Linked DNA regions of Homo sapiens: region 1 is linked to region 2. Evidence: read pairs that join two places in POLR2A ChIA-PET (ENCODE). Cell type or tissue: OCI-LY7. All regions are shown on one strand. Links, peaks and the distances in the headings refer to the core of each region. The heading gives the core; the rest is flanking DNA.

Region 1 (5,371 bases), core at 96-5,095, 190 kb after region 2:
ACATTAATGTAAACCCAAGTTTTTAGTCAGCCTCCTTATAACCTCAAAGTCCAGAAGAGGAGAACCACTTGTTTTTCAGATTTTTCTATTGTCCTGTGTGTGCTCTTTTGTTCTCAATCCCAGCTCGCTGCTGTCAGGTGTTTACTCCATTCACTTCCGACCCCTTTTCAATGCCTGAGGGTGGGTGTAATCAAATAACCTTCCTTTTGTAGGATTATTCTGCTGATATCTTACCAGGTGGCCCTCCCCACCACCCCCCAAATTCCCTCATTTTAATAATGTGATCACCCTGGGGACCAAAAGATTAAAACTTTATTATTCTTATTTAAAAGAAATGAAGCAAAGAAATTTACAAAGTAATTCATATATAACTAAGAGGCAGTTGAGTGGTGGGAAGGGACAGTTGTTTTGCTCCATTCACTACAATGCTGTACATGACTGACAGAAAGTAAGTCATGCTCAGTACAGATGCCTCTCTTGGGGTTATTTTTTTTTTATTTTATTTTTGGAGACACGGTCTCGCTCTGTCGCCCAGGCTGGAGTGCAGTGGCGCGATCTTGGCTCACTGTAACCTCCGCCTGCCGGATTCAAGCAATTCTCTTGCCTCAGCCTCCCCAGTAGCTGGGAGCTGGGACTCCCGCCACCAGGCCCAGCAAATTTTTTGTATTTTAGTAGAGACGGATTTCACCCTGTTGCCCAGGGTGGTCCCCAACTCCTGAGCTCAGGCAATCCACAGGCCTCGGCCTCCCAAAGTGCTAGGATTACAGGCGTGGGCCACCGCGCCTGGCCTATTTTTATTTTTTTGAGACTGGGTCTTGCTGTCTCCCAGGCAGGAGTGCAGTGGTGCGATCCTGGCTCACTGCAACCTCCGTCTCCCGGGTTCAAGTGATTCTCCTGCCTCAGCCTCCCGAGTAGCTGGGATTATAGGCGTGTGCCACCACGTCTGGCTAATTTTTTGTATGTTTAGTAGAGATGAGGTTTCACCATGTTGGCCAGGCTAACTTCCGACCTCAAGTGATCCTCCCGCCTCGGCCTCCCAAAGTGCTGGTATTACAGGCGTGTGCCGCCACGCCCGGCCTCTTGGGGTTATTTTTAATGTTCAAGGAATGAACAAAGACCGCCTGCAGCCAGTTCCATTATTCAAGGAATCGAAGTAAAATTTTGTTTTAAGAGAGGGTGGTGCTAAGAAATAAAGTCCATCTGTAGGCCAGGGTTAAAAGAAAAGAAAATAAAGTGCGAATAATACTGTACGGCTGCCTTGGTGTATAGTGGTGAGCATAGCTGCCTCCAAATAACACCGTACAACAAAGTATTTACCTTTTTAAAAATACATATACGTTTTGCACTGAGGCTCTCGGCTTCAGGAGGCTGATAAAACTTCAAGTTCCTTTGCTACAGACCACCAGGGATACACCTGTCCACCCACAAAGAAGTGAGGTTTACTAGCTGCGGCAAGGGAGACACGGCAGACCAGCGCCTGCCTTCTCGGCACAGGGAAAGGCATCATTCCGGGAAGTTTAGGTGAAGTTTAACACGAAGCCGCCTCTGACAGATTCGGCGCAGGGCTGTGTGTCATGCAGTTAACATCACACGGGGCTGAGACGCTGACTCGGGGACACAAGCTCAAGCCAAATGTGCAATGCTGGGTCGGAAGCCCCTTATCCCGGGATGCGCTCCAGGGAATCGGGGCGGCCTCCCAGCTTAGCGTCTGCAGGCTACGCGGTTTCAAGCAGCAACGTCTCTCCCAGCCTAGCTGTGCAGAGGACGACTTTTCAACAGAGGCCGAGAGCTGGCCGCCTCCGCTCCCCCGGCTCCCGGCTCCTGCCGCGGTCCCACCCAGCTCCCGCTTCCCCCGGTTCCCTGGTGCCCTCGGCTGCCCTCAGCTCTCCCCTAGCCCGCGGAACGCTAGGCCCGGGCCTGCAGGCGACACGCGCGGGCACGCACGGAGCACGGCCCGGCCGCCAGACCACGGCCGCCTAGCGACCCGGAAACACTCGCCTCCAGTGAATTAAGGCAGTGACACCTGACTATCCTCCACATGCCCCCAGAACTGTGACGAGGCCCCACGCAGAAGACCGCCCCACTCTCGTCGCACTAGGGACCCCGAAATCCGACCGCCCATGGGAAGCCACTCGCCAGAGTCTTACCTGAGGTGCGTTCAAGGGGGACTGCGCATGCGCAACGGTTGGCGACGCTCCACCCCTTCCGTTGTCGGCTCCGCCCCCACATTCGTAATTACTATTAATTGTACTCTGACCGCGACCCGAACCTGACTGCCCTCTATGTACATTATTTTACGGAATGTTCGCAATAACACATGCAACAGGTGCTGAGTGTATCTCATTTTACGGAGAAAGCAAGAGGCTTACACTGCCCACAATCGCAGTTAGTAAAATCAGAATTCACATTTAAACCCAGGAAACTGACTACGTGTAGCCTGTTCTGGGTCGTTTTTCTAACACCCTGAAACTTAAAGTGTGATAGTCTCAGAGGACTACCAACATAAGCATCACCTGAAAACTTGTTAGAAATGAAGAACTAGGCCGGGCGCGGTGGCTCACGCCTATAATCCCAGCACTTTGGGAGGCCTAGATGGGAGGATCACGACATCAGGAGACCGAGACCATCCTGGCTAACACGGTGAGACCCCGTCTCTACTAAAAATACGTTTAAAAAAAAATAGCTGGTCGTAGTGGCATGCGCCTGTAGTCCCAGCTACCGGGGAGGCTGAGGCAGGAGAATCGCTTGAACCCGGGAGGCGGAGGTTGCAGTGAGCTGAGATCGCACCACTGCACTCCAGCCTGGGCGACAGAGTGAGACTTTGTCTCAAAAAAAAAAAAATGCAGAACTACTGAATCTGAAACTGCATTTTAGCCAGATCCCTAAAGAATTCGTTTGCAAAGTAACACTTGAGAAAGCGCGAAGGGGACATGGAAACAGAGAAGAGAAAAAGAATATAAAAGTATATTGAAGTACCGTGTGCAAGACAAAGCCTGGAACACCCAAAACAGGCACAGATCTACCTTCATCGAAGTTCTAGTCTAGTTAGGGGTATTTACCACAAATAACTGATGGAAAGTACACAATGATAAGGGCCTTGCTTCTAATCCGAGGAATCTGTAAAGGTTTTAGAGAAGGGGTGATAGCTGGAGCTAACTCTGTCCACGCCAAGTAAAGGAAGTGCCTCTGCAAGGTGCTCTGTGATTGCCCCAATTTTCCTAACACCCGCCCCACCCCTAGTCCAGCCCATGTGGTTCATCTGTGTAACTAAAGCATCATAAATTGTGAAAAACATATGAATTTAGGGAGAACAAAAACTTTCAGACCATATAGCAAGGCTCCACTACATTGGTTTGAAATACCAGAATATCAGTGTTAAAAGTACCAGGATGACAAAGCAAGATGAAAAAGCTATTGGGGCTTGGTGCGGTGGCTCACACCTGTAATCCCAGCACTTTGGGAGGCCAAGGTGGGCAGATAACCTGAGGTCAGGAGTTCAAGACCAGCCTAGCCAACAAGGAGAAACCCCATCTCTACTAAAAATATGAAAATTAGCTGGGTGAGGTGGAGCATGCCTGTAATCCCAGCTATTCGGAAATCTAAGGCAGGAGAGTTGCTTGAACCCAGGAGGCAGAGGTTAAAGTGAGCCAAGATCGTGCCACTGCACTCCAGCCTGGGCGACAGAGTAAGACTGTGTCTCAAAAATGGAAGGAAGGAAGGAAGGAAGGAAGGAAGGAAGGAAGGAAGGAAGGAAGGAAGGAAGGAAGGAAAGAAGGAAGGAAGGAAGGGAGGGAGGGAGGGAGGGAGGGAGGGAGGAAGGAAGGAGAAAGAAGAAAAGGTCATTGGAATGGTTCAGATTGAAAAAAAGAAAAGAGGAGAAAAAAAGCTTAAAGAAATGATAACAAGCTTTACCAACTTGGGCCTAGCAGAATGGCTCCTGCAAAGAACAGTGGCAAGAAGAAAATGGACCATTCTGCCATCAACGAGGTGATGACCCAAGAATACACCAACATTCACAAGCACATCCACAGAGTGGGCTTCAAGAAGCATGTCCCTCAGGCACTCAAAGAGATCCGGAAATTTTGCAATGAAGGAGATGGGAACTCCAGATGTGTGCATTGATACCAGGCTCAATAAAGTTGTCTTTGCCAAAGGAATAAGGAATGTCCCGTACCGTATCCGCGTGCAGCTGTCCAGAGGATGTAATGAGGATGAAGATTCACCAAATAAGCTCTGTACTTTGATTACCTATGTACCTGTTACCACTTTCAAAAATCTACAGATAGTCAGCCAGGCACGGTGGCTCATGCCTGTAACCCCAGCACTTTGGGAGGCCAAGATGGGCAGATCACTTGAGGTCAGGAGTTCAAGACCAGCTTGGCCAATATGGTGAAACCCTGTCTCTACTAAAAATACAAAAAATTAGTCAAGATCTCACTGCACTCCACCCTAGGTGACAGAAAAAGGCTTTGTCTCGAAAAAAAAAAAATCTACAGACAGTCAATGTGGATGAGAACTAACCACTGAATCTTCAACTACATCAAATATAACTATATAAATATAAAATTTCTTTCACGAAAAAACAGAAATTATAAGAAAGACTAAAATAATTGTATAGAAATGTCATGATTTCTGCAGGAAAATATATATAAACTAATAACGATATTGCACAAAGCTTGACATTTTGAGATAAGACACATTTTGGCCAGAAGGTTTGGAGCAGGAAAAGTGTAGACTCCAGTAGAAACTTTTACCAAGGGTCCTTTAGCGACAGTGCCTTCCTGGTCCTAGCCTGATTTACTAACTCTGGTAGAGGGATGCAAATGACTAGAAAGATGTGCTAGTTCTCTCCAAAGCACAGAAGCAGGCTAAAATCCCAGTCTTCTGTAGTGGCCATAGGGACCTCCACTTTAACAAATATGTACTAGGTTTGCTGTCCATTCTCCCATCTTCACCTTAAAGCCTAGACATTTCTTTTCATATTTTCTCCTTCTTCTCCTTCTTCTCCTTCTTCTCCTTCTTCTTCTTCTTCTTCTTCTTCTTCTTCTTCTTCTTCTTCTTCTTCTTCTTTTTCTTCTTCTTCTTTTTCTTCTTTTTTTTTTGGTAAATGTCTATAGACTGGAAAAAAACAAAGGAAAAGAAGGTAAGAGGGCATGGTGTCTTTAATGCCAAGGAAATAAACTTTATTTTATTATTATTATATTTTGAGACAGAGTCTCACTCTGTCACCCGGGCTGGAGTGCAGTGGCACGATCTCAGCTCACTACAAGCCCTGCCTCCCGGATTCAAGCGATTCTCTTGCCTTGGCCTCCCAAGTAGTTGGGACTACAGGCACGCACCGCCACACCTGGCAATTTTTTTTTTTTTTTTT
Region 2 (5,371 bases), core at 175-5,174:
AAGAAACAGCAAGTAGGCCACTGTGGCTAAGGAAGAGTGAGCAATGGAGGAGACTAGTCAAAGATGAAGTCAGAATGGTGCTCAAGGACAGATCACAGAGGACCAATCAGACCACTGTAAGGGCATTTATTCTGAATGAGATAAGGAATTATTGCAGGGCTTTGAGTAGAGGAGTGACATGACGGGACCTAATTCCTTAAAGAACCGCTCTTCCTGCTGCATGAAGAATAGACTGAAGGGGGCAAGGGTAGAACCAGGAAGCCTTGATAAGAGGCTGTTAAAGTTATCAAGGTAAGAGATAATGGTGGCTTGGACCCAGTGCAGCAGCAATGGGGGTGGTAGAAGGTGATTGGATTCTGGATGTATTTGGAAGATAGACCTGGCCAGGCTACCTTCTGACTGGGTGTGGGATGTGAAATAGAAGAATCAAGAATGACTCCAAGGCCAGGCATGGTGGCTCACACCTATAATCCCAGGACTTTGGGAGGCCGAGGTGGGTGGATCACTTGAGGTCAGAAGTTCGATACCAGCCTCGCCAACATGGCAAAACCCTGTCTCTACGAAGCATACAAAAATTAGCCGGGCTTGGTGGCACACCCCTGTAATCCCAACTACTAGGGAGGCTGAGACAGGAGAATTGCTTGAATCCAGGGAGCGGAGGTTGCAGTGAGCCGTGATTGCACCACTGCACTCCAGCCTGAGCAACAGAGCGAGATTATGTCTCAATAAAAAGAATGACTCCTATGTTTTGGGCTACAGGAAGGTTGGAGCTACTGCCATCCAACAATGTCTGAAGCAGATTTGTGGGGAGGAGACCAGGAGTTCAGTGGGAACTTGCTGAATCTGACCTTCAAGTAGAACTGTTCAGTAGGCCGTTGTACATACAAGTCTAGAAAACATTTGAGAGCTCCAGGAGTTGCCAACATATACATGGTATTTAAAGACTTGAAGCTGGATGAGGTCAACAATGGACTGAGATGGAGAAATGAAGAGGAACAAGAACTGAGTCTTAGAGCCTTTCAAACTTGACAAGTCTGAAGATGAAGAGGAATCAGCAAAAGACACTGGAAAATAGCCACCAGGGTGTTGGAGGAAAATCCCATACAATTCTAATTTCAGTGGGCACACAGGACAGAACATTCTATTCTCGAATCTTCTTTGGTTCCCTGAACCAATGTAAACAAATTCCATACTTCTGAGTGCTTTTTTCTTTATACCTGATGCCCAACCATTTCAAGCCCTCTCCCTGGGTTTCCTGTATAGCTCTGGTAACAGCCAGAGCCACAGCCGCGACATCATGAAAAGCTCAGATGGGCAGCCTCTTTCCTGCTTTGATACATCCCATGTCCAGAGGAAGAACTGTGGATCTAAACAGAACCCACAGATGGTGGCCTACCTAACACTATCAAAACACAGAAAGAATGAATGCTCAAACAAGCTCCCCGTCAGGGTGTTGTGCTGCTTTCAGGAGCCCAGCAGCATGTAGAAGATGATGTGCAGAACTCGAGGAAGAGGATAGATAGACTTGAGGACCCAGAGCATCCTACAACTTGAGACATGTAGCCCACTACCTCTATGAGGATCCTGCCCTATATCCTTGTGGACCATGTGCTGAAGTTGCCCTTAGGAGGAAGCAATGTCTAGGAATTAACTTCTGAGGTTCTGAGAACACAGAAATATCTTCAAAGCTTCATCTTTACAATTGGATTTACATACTGACTCATGTTTGAAATTCTGCCATTATCAGAGTTTAATCACTTGATTTTAAAATGTTTCTAATCAACTCTGCTGTTCCTTATTCTCAGCTCAAAATGGGAACATAGAGTTTGATAGAGAGGAACCGGGAGAAGAGAGAAGGCATGGGATGATGAGGAGGGAGAAAGTCCCCTCCACTTCTGCCTCACCTCCCAGGAAGGAAACTAGTCCATAACAGGGAGGCAGGAAATGTAACCTCCCACCTGGAGTTTCCCCTGTTGACAGATGGGGGAGGAAGTCATGGGGATGAGTCAGAAACTCTTTGAGGGAGGCTTTGCTTGAGAGCTGCCTATGCAAATTGTCTTGGGCTTCCTTTTCTGCCACAGAGGAAACAGACTAAACCTAAAGGCTTTGCTGGTACACAGAAGCCAAAAGGAGATCAAGTGTGACTATTCCGAGGTCAGGTTTCTCGCTCGATGCCTGAAGGAGGTTCAACACCCCCTCCTTCCTCTGCCTACTCCTTCTGGCCTTCTGCCCTCCACCCAATTCTCTGTCTCACCCACAAATCCTACCCAATGCAGAAAAGTACTCCATACTGTGGTTCTTCATTTCTCTTTATTTCATAACCATATTTCTCATCTCTCTTCCCTGGGACTTCCTCAAATGTCCTTCTTTTGAAGGAGAGAGATGAGGAGGAGGCAAGAGGCATACCTAGGGAATTCCCTGGAGTTCAACTGAAACTTGTTGCAGTTCTGTTTCTAAGTCACCATTTCCCTGAGGGCAGCACTTTCAGAACCTACTGGCAACTGAAGTCTAGATCCCCACTCTGAAGCTCAGAGCCTCCCTTTGGCGGGCCTTGGGAAAGGAGGACAGGCACAGACAGCTTACACCCAGCATCTGGCTCCTGGCTGTGAGCTTGGATCTCTCCCTGCATCTGTTCCCTCGGTGCCTAATTCCAGCCCTGTGGGTAGATTTGGTCTTCAATAGCTGTCTGGTGCTTCAAGCTTTGTTTGTCTAGCTAGAAGCTTCAATTCTTGGTTTTTTGTTTTTTTTTTTTACTTCAAATAACCAGGTACTCCATAATACTTGGAGTGTTCATCTGAAAACTCAAAATGAGTCACTTCGATTTGAAACAGAGATACAGGATTAGCATAATAGAGTGAAAAGGCATGAGACTGGGTGCAAATCCCAAAACCTGACTTCTGGCCCAATCTTCATTATTGTATAAACTTGAACAAGTTGCTAAAGCTCTCTGTATCTGAGTTTGCCCCATCTCCTCCAGGATGAAGCAGGGCAGGCCTTGAATGAGGACAGGGGCCCTGAGAGCTGGAGCTGGGAGGTGTAGATGCTCATGGCAGCCAGTAGAGCCAAGAGGCAGAGGGCAAACCAGGTTCTTAGAGAACACAAAAGGCCCAGACCAAGGATACCAAATCTCTCACCACAATCAAGAGTAAAAGCCAGGAGATACACTGTTACATTTTATATAGGGTAGTTGGAGAAGGCCTGTGATAAAGGGACATTTGAGGCAAGTCCTGAAGCCAGAGAAATAGAAGCTGGATCAGTTCTTGAATATTTGTTTAATCACCAAGTATGTATTAAACCTCTGACACACACAAATATCTCCAAGTTGCTGGGAATACAATGATGAAAAACATAGACATAGTCCTTGCCCTCATGAAACCTACAATTTGATCATGAAAACAGGCTGCCCCCCACCCATAGTAAAACAATATTGTAATGACAAGTTGTGATAAGAAAAAAGAAAGAAATGAGTAGAGTGCTGAGATAGAAATATACAGGGAAGGACCTATTCTGGATAAGAGGATGTGAGGAACAGCCTCTGTGAGAAGGCCAAGAAAGAGACAGCAATGTAAATCGGGACTAAAGGAGAATCCCATGTGGAGGATAAGGATGTCCAGAAGCCTCCCTATGGCAGGGGACTGCTTAGTAAGTTCAAGGAACAAAAGAGGGCAATGGCATTTTAGGCCAGAGAGGGAGGGAAAGAGTGGTAGAATGTTGAGTTTCTGGGCCAGGCACGGTGGCTCACGCCTAGAATCCCAGCACTCTGGGAGGCTGAAGCAGGTGGATCACCTGAGGTCAGGAGTTTGAGACCAGCCTGCCCAACATGGTGAAACCCTGTCTCTACAAAAAATACAAAAAAAAAAATTAGCCCGGCATGATGTTGGGCGCCTGTAATCCCAGCTATTCAGGAGGCTGAGACAGGAGAATTGCTTGAACCCAGGTGGTGGAGGTTGAAGTGAGCCGAGATTGCACCACTGCACTCCAGCCTGGGCAACAGAGTGAGACTCTGTCTCAAAAAAAAAAAAAAAAAAAAAGATTGTTGAGTTTCTGAGTGGGGAGGGCCTTGTAGGCCATAGTAAGCCATAGTTAAGGAGTTCATATTAATTCTCAGTGCAGTGAAAAACCATCACAGGGTTTTATGCAGCATAGCAATGAGACCTGATTAATGTGTTTAAAACATTTCTCTGACTGTTGCATGAAGTCTAGAATGAAGCAGGGTGGAATGCTGCAGGGAGTCCAATTGGGAGGCTGTTGCATATCACAGGTGAGAGAGGAGGAAGCAGAAGCAAGATCAAGAGCAGATTCAAAGCAAGAGGTACCAAAGGATTGCCACAGATGAGTGGGACTTACCAGGTGACTTACAAGTGAACCATCCTGGCTTCAGTGAATCATCCTGGCTTAAGGTCCAGGATTAGGAAAGACAAGTTTCCTCATCATGAAGTTCATTCAACAAGTATTTAACATGCATCTACCATGTTCCAAGTACTAGGCCGGTCATTGAGGATACAGCAGTAAACGAAACAAACTCCCTACTCTTCTTCTGGGCTCACATTCTAGAGAGGAGAGAGAGATAACACACAAATAAACAGATAACAGTCCCCTAGAAATCAGAGCCTGAAACAAAAGCTCATGGCTTAGACTTTATGAGAGAAGGTGCAATTTAGGGGGAGTAAAAGTGAAGGAAAGTAGGAAGTGAGACAGGAAAGGAAGAATGGCAAATACAAGGGATGTGTTACCAAGATGGCCAGCTTTGCCACAAATACAGCTTGTTTCTCCATCTCCATCTCTTCCAGAGAGGTCAAATAAAATCACTGCATGTCAAAACAATCCACTGGAGGGAGGAAGGGTAAGCAATTAACCCTCGGTCTCTTCCTATCTCCTGCTTTCCATTGATTTGTCTACTGTGCAGGACATTAACTGTATGTATTTCTGGGTTGTGTCACTGGCCCCCAGGGCAGCTGCTGGGGAAGCCAGAGCTTCCCTGGATTCAGTTGAGTCAGACCTCAGTGTTGCAGCTGCTGCAGCTCCTACCAAACATAAGTCTAACCCTCATCTCTGGGGAAAGAAGAAGCAATGTGTAGCGTTAGGGGATGAAGTGATTGATGGTGGTGGCTTTACAGCGTAAGTTGTCACTAAGACCTCTCCAGGATGGAAAATGGGCAAGTCCAGGGGACAGGATGAAGGGGATCAGGGAAGGCCCCTCCAATTAAGTATTAGTTGAGCAAAACCTCAGATGAAATGTGGGCACATCCGACGCAAATATCTAGGGGAAAGCATTCCAGGCAGAGGAGCAAGCACATAGAAAGGCAGTGATTCAGGACTGTGCTCAGCTTGTTTGGGAAAAGCCAGGAGGCCAGTGTGGCCAGGAGAGGTG

Evidence for each region. ChIA-PET counts read pairs that join two places held together with the same protein. Peaks named below come from ENCODE experiments on the same cell type or tissue, not always from the same donor. Only the 100,000 strongest peaks of a DNase experiment are listed, where the experiment ranks them.
Region 1: POLR2A ChIA-PET joins it to region 2 with 5 read pairs; 4 of 35 experiments call an interaction of 5 or more read pairs at or near these places.

What each region holds. Positions count from the first base shown.
Region 1 is chr2:37,193,297-37,198,667 of GRCh38, reverse strand. CEBPZOS (CEBPZ opposite strand) reads right to left here and starts at 2,172. Exons shown (of 5, transcript NM_001322374.2): 1 at 2,148-2,172. It also overlaps a transcript of SULT6B1 not described here and the pseudogene RPL31P16. RefSeq lists a silencer at 2,199-2,338. In OCI-LY7, for the core only: a CTCF peak has its summit at 2,305; DNase peaks (open chromatin) are centred at 147, 477, 1,557 and 2,177; H3K4me3 peaks cover 2,749 bases; H3K27ac peaks cover 2,518 bases.
Region 2 is chr2:37,387,258-37,392,628 of GRCh38, reverse strand. No RefSeq gene overlaps it. Among named protein-coding and RNA genes, the nearest start is that of QPCT, 45 kb to the right of the region's middle. RefSeq lists an enhancer at 2,336-2,525. In OCI-LY7, for the core only: no CTCF peak of the experiment used is centred there; a DNase peak (open chromatin) is centred at 2,068; H3K4me3 peaks cover 1,940 bases; H3K27ac peaks cover 2,643 bases.